Linked DNA regions of Homo sapiens: region 2 is linked to region 1. Evidence: read pairs that join two places in POLR2A ChIA-PET (ENCODE). Cell type or tissue: PC-9. All regions are shown on one strand. Links, peaks and the distances in the headings refer to the core of each region. The heading gives the core; the rest is flanking DNA. Region 1 overlaps SYN3 (synapsin III). Region 2 overlaps SYN3 (synapsin III).

Region 1 (2,912 bases), core at 1-2,500:
CAGTGCATTGGGAGCTGATGTTTCTAGGGCTGCAAGTCAGCACCTCCCCTCCTTCCCCCAGTGACCCCAGAGCTTACCTTGCAGTTACAACCCAGGTGATACCGATAGTTCAGCCCCTTGCGCTGGGAGAGGGTGAGCTGGTCCCACCTCTCCACGAAGTTGCACAGCCCCGTGTACATCTTGCCATCATAGACGCGACCTACAGGAGGAAAGAAGAAAACAAGGAGAGGTTGTTTTGTCCAGAGCCTAGCCCAGAGAGAATTCACACCTACTATGTTCCCACTTAGCCCAGGCACTGTGGCTGGGTACTTTTCAGACCCATGATTTTATTTCACCCTACCCAACACCTTTTAAAATGGACTGTAGCCCCATTTTCCAGATGAGGATAATGAGGCTTGGAGAGGTAAAGTGATTTGCCAAAGGTCCCAAGCCCATTAAATACTGGAGCTAGGACTAGAGGCCAACTCTTCACTCCCTTTATAATGATTTTTGTTTTTGTTTTCTCCTTTACTACACTGACTGCCTAAAGATGAATAACTTTCAAAGACGGGCCTAACAGGTCGAGTGTGAGGTGGAGAGGAACAGATACTCCCTTTTTATTTACAGTAAAGTTGAGAAGCTACAAATTAGGAGATTTCCTCCCCCAGGTGAGTGGTGGAGCTAATTCCAAAGTCCAGCCTAAGTGTAGGAGCCTCAAGCTCCTAGCACTGGGTAAGTGGGATGAATTCAACATTAGAGACTCCTTACAATTTACTGGACATTTGGTGAGTCAACTACTCCGTATGTGTTCTTCTGAAGTCAAGAAACAGTGGACCTTGGCCAAACCCTGGCCTAGAAGCTAGAGTTGGCCATTACCTGTCAGCAGGTACTGGTACTTGTTGACCTCCAGCTTAAGGCCACAGAGACTCTCGGAAGCTTCCGTATGGATGTACTGCACATGGGGCATCTTGGTGAAGCCTCGGTACATCTGTGGGCAAAAGGAACATCATGACTTCTTCTTTCCCAGTTTGGACACCCGTATGATCCCTAATCCCACTGCTGGGTATGTATCCAAAGGAAAGGAAATCGGAATATGGAAGAGGGGTCTGCACTCTCATGTTGACTGCAGCAATATTCACAATAGCCAAGATATGAAATCAACCTAAGTGCCCATCAACAGATGAATGGATAGACAAAACCTGGTATCTATACCCAATGGAATATGATTCATCCAGAAAAAAGAATGAAATCTTGTCATTTGTGGCAATGCAGCTGGAACTGGAGGTCGTTTTGCTAAGCGGAATAAGCCAGGCACAGAAAGACAAATACACCATGTTCTCACTCATGTGGGAGCTAAGAAAGTAAATCTCATAAAGATGGACAGTGGATTGGTGGTTACCAGAGGCAAGAAAGGTAATAAGGATTGGGGCAAAGAGATATAATTAATGGGTACAAAAATACGAGTACGCAGAACAAGTAAGACCCAGTGTTCATTGAATCAGTAGAATGACTACAGTAAACAATAACTTATTGTATATCTCAAAGTAGCTAGTAGAGGATAATTCAGATGTTCCCAGCATGAAGAAACGATAAATGTTTAAGGTTATGAATATCCCAATTACCCTGATTTGATTACTATACATTTTTGAATATATCAAAATACCACATGGACTCTCAAAATATGTCCATTTATTATGTATCAATAAAATAAGAGGAACACAGGAGAGGAGTCTCAGTACCCAGAAGGCTTGCTGACATTGGATCTGAGGGAATCTCGCTCCCCTATTCAGCTGTCCAGTGGCCGGTCACTGATCTACCCACCCCAGGGCCCCCTTCACCCCAGATGAAGCCACCGATCCTCTTGACTAGCCAGGTTGGTGCCTTCCCAGAGAAACCTTCCTGTGCAGCCAGCCATACCCCCCATTCCAACTGCCCCACAACACTCCTTCGGCTACACATGTCTGACATCCCAGCACCTTTTCAGAAATCCAGAGAAGTAGCTGTGACAAAGGTCCTTTTTCTTTGTCAACCTTAGGACCTGAGTCCCGTGAACTCAGCCAGCATTCTCATGATATCTCTGTGACACTTTCCAGCCCACAAAAACATTCTCACTCACATTCTCCTTGCAGTATCCTTAAAAGAGCCCTGGGAGGGATGTATTACAAACCCCACTTTATAGAAATTCTATTTGGCTGGTGAACGTTGAATTCAAGCTAGAAATTCTCCATGTTTTTTATTCTTCTGAGCGTCTGGTGAAAGCATTGGGTTCGTTTATCCCAGATGAAGCACATAAATGTATCTACAAAGTTCAAAGAGTTTTAACTGTTAAATACTTTATAATTGTTAGATTGAACCACGTGAAATTGCTGATATTTGGCTATTTGTATCTACGACATAATCTAATACAGTGGTTCTCAACTGGAGGCAATTTTGCCCCCCTAGGAAATATTTGGGACATGTGGCAATGTCTGGAGACAATTTTGGTTGTCACAACAGTTCGTAGAGGGTAGGGAGGTTGCTAAACATCCCATAATACTCAGGACAGCCCCCAGAACAAAGAATTATCCGGCCCCAAATGTCAATGGTACTGAGGTTGAGAAATCTCCTTTAATATTAGCCCACGAATCACCATGACAACCCTATGAGGTAGGAACTATTATGCCCATTTTATAGATGAGGAGCCTGAGTCACAGGCAGGCTAAGTAGCTTGTTAAGGCCACACAGTTGGGAAATGGCAGGGCTAGGATTCCAAGCAGAGGACTCTGCCTTCAGAGTCCATACTCTTACCCATTATCTTAGACTGGCTCCCAGGAAAGCCTCAGAAGTCTATGACCAAGGTCCCCAGAAGCAGGCAAATGCTATTTCCATTTATGGCCACTGTGCCTCCTTCAGAGGCACAGTGTGTGCCCAGAGTCACTGGGGTGAATGAATGT
Region 2 (2,917 bases), core at 134-2,633, 260 kb after region 1:
AAAATAAAAACATCTGTAGCAAAAATAAGAAAACACTTATGGTATAATATTAAGTGAGAAGATAGATGCAAAATTCTACCTCTAATATTGTTGTAAAGTATCCTGGGGGTTTTATTGGACATATAAAAATTATAAGGTAATGTGGACCAATGCAAACACTGATTTGGTTAGACAATGAGATTGTAGACAATTTTTGTCTTGAATTTCTCTGGTCATTTTAATACTATTATTTCAATAAAGAAGTGTCACAAAAAAAAAAAAAGAAAAGAAAAGAAAAGCTCTGGGAGTGCTCCCACTCCCTCTACCATTTCTTCCCAGTCCAGGCCCAACCAGTGGCATTTACTGTCTTTAGAATGAATTCCAAACTGGCCCCTGGCCCTTCAGTCACCACTAGCACAAATCCATCCTGCCCACAGCTGGCAGGTCGCTCCCCGGTTCCAGAACTATCCTGCTTCCCCACTGTCCATCCAAGCAACCTGAACTCCCCTCTTTGGTTTCAAAGGCCCCCAATAATCTGGCCCCAAATTACCTCTTCTGTGTCCCCAGCACTAGCCCGGAGTCTTGCCAGCCCATACGTGGTTCTAAAAAGATTGCTGTTTCCCACAAGTCAAAGTAAAAAATGGCAAAGGAGGCTGGGCGCAGTGGCTCACGCCTGTAATCCCAGCACTTTGGGAGGCCAAGGCGGGTGGATCACGAGGTCAGGAGATCCAGACCATTCTGGCTAACACGGTGAAACCCCGTCTCTACTAAAAATACAAAATATTAGCCGGGCGTGGTGGCGGGCGCCTGTAGTCCCAGCTACTCCGGAGGCTGAGGCAGGAGAATGGCGTGAACCCAGGAGGCAGAGCTTGCAGTGAGCTGAGATCGCACCACTGCACTCCAGCCTGGGCGACAGAGCAAGACTCCATCTCAGAAAAAAAAAAAGAAAGAAAAAAAAAGGCAAAGGAAAATTTCCCCTAGTATCAGGAAAATCCATTGCTTTGGATGAATTCTGAAATGTTTTCTGTGAAATATCTTACTTAAACATTCTCAGATTTTGCTAGATTGACTTTCTGTGTTCTCTAAATACAGATACAGCACCTACTCCACAATTTCTAGCAATGAACACATTCCTCCAATTTCATTTAAGAACCCTGGAGAAGGACATGCCGTTCAAATATACAATTCTGTTCAGCAATCACCTGCAAAATAGATTTATTGCAGATCAAATCATATTAAGTGGCCGGGAGGGGTGGCTCACGCCTGTTATCCCAGAACTTTGGCAGGCCGAGGTGGGTGGATTACCTGAGGTCAGGAGTTCGGGACCAGCCTGGCCAACATAGTGAAACCCGGTCTCTACTGAAAATACAAAAATTAGCCAGGCATGGTGGCACAGCCTGTAATACCAGCTACTCGGAAGTCTGAGGCAGGAGAATTGCTTGAGCCCAGGAGACAGAGGTTGCAGTGAGCCGAGATTGTGCCACTGCACTCCAGCCTGGCAGACAGAGCAAGACTCTGTCTCAAAAAAAAAAAATCATATTAAGTTGCATAAAATAAATCCTTCCTTCCTATGGGTCTTTGTTTATTAGAGCTCATGAAGAATCTAAACATGCCCCACGGGAAGACCGTGGTGGTCTGCACCATTCACCCTTGGGGGAACTCTGTGCCTTCTATCCATCCACCCACAACCTACTCATCCTTCAGAACCCTGGTCAGAGCCTCATTTCCTCTGGAGCAGGGGTCCCCCACCTCTGGGCCACAGACCAGTACAGGTCCATGGCCTGTTAGAAACAGAGCTGCACAGCAGAAGGTGAGCCGTGGGTAAGTGAGTGAGGCTTCATCTGTATTTACAGCCACTCTGCATCACTCGCACGACCGCCTGAGCCCCATCTCCTGTCAGATCAGAGGCAGCATTAGATTCTCATAGGAGTACTAACCCTGTCGTGAATTGCGCATTCGAGGAATGTAGGTTGCCCTCTCGTTATGTAAATCTAATGCCTGATGATCTGTCACTGTCTCCCATCACCCCCAGATGGGACTGTCTAGTTGCAAGAAAACAAGCTCAGGGCTCCCACTAATCCTACATTATGGTGAGTTGTGTAATTATTTCATCATGTATTACAAGGTAATAATAATAGAAATAAAATGCACAATAAATGCAATGCTCTGGAATCATCCTAAAACCATCCCCTCATCCCCCTCTAGTTCGTGTAAAAATTCTCTTCCACAAAACTGGTCCCTGGTGCCAAAAATGTTGGGCTCTGCTCTGGAGACTTGCACATGACCGCGACGTACCCCACAGCTTCCTGCCATGCTGCCTCACTCTGCTCTTTCATTGTACAGCCCATGGGTCCAAGCAGATAATAAATCCTCTGAGGGCAGAAATCTTGTCTCAACCTTTGGTGTGCCCCAACCAGCACAAGACACATAACTAGCCACATAGTTCTCATTCAGTCGTGCCCACGCAATTGATTTGATATTATTTTATTGATCACTATCATGGGGGGTGGGGAGCATTTATTACACCCCAGATATGCATATGATTCCCAGAAAAGTGTGCCTTGATGGAGAGAGTGCTTGATGGAGAGTCAAGACACATAAACTTGACTTCCGGCGCAGTGGCTCACACCTGTAATCCCAGCACTTTGGGAGGCTGAGGCGGGCGGATCACGAGGTCAGGAGATCGAGACCATCCTGGCTAACACAGTGAAACCCCATCTGTACTAAAAATACAAAAAATTAGCCGGGCATGGTGGCGGGCACCTGTAGTCCCAGCTACTCGGGAGGCTGAGGCAGGAGAATGGTGTGAACCCGGGAGGCGGAGCTTGCACTGAGCCGAGATCGCACCACTGCACTCCAGCCTGAGCGACAAAGCGAGACTCTGCCTCAAAAAAAAAAAAAAAGTACATCAGGGGCTTCAGCTGTCTAAGCAGTGTTT

Evidence for each region. Peaks named below come from ENCODE experiments on the same cell type or tissue, not always from the same donor. Only the 100,000 strongest peaks of a DNase experiment are listed, where the experiment ranks them.
Region 2: POLR2A ChIA-PET joins it to region 1 with 8 read pairs; 1 of 35 experiments calls an interaction of 5 or more read pairs at or near these places.

The regions. Positions count from the first base shown.
Region 1 is chr22:32,855,304-32,858,215 of GRCh38, reverse strand. The region is part of intron 6 of SYN3 (synapsin III); the gene reads left to right. TIMP3 (TIMP metallopeptidase inhibitor 3) reads right to left here. Exons shown (of 5, transcript NM_000362.5): 3 at 856-967; 4 at 78-199. Among named protein-coding and RNA genes, the nearest start is that of TIMP3, 55 kb to the right of the region's middle. In PC-9, for the core only: no CTCF peak of the experiment used is centred there; no DNase peak of the experiment used is centred there; H3K27ac peaks cover 714 bases.
Region 2 is chr22:32,599,290-32,602,206 of GRCh38, reverse strand. All of the region lies in intron 6 of SYN3 (synapsin III), which reads left to right. Among named protein-coding and RNA genes, the nearest start is that of SYN3-AS1, 26 kb to the right of the region's middle. In PC-9, for the core only: no CTCF peak of the experiment used is centred there; no DNase peak of the experiment used is centred there.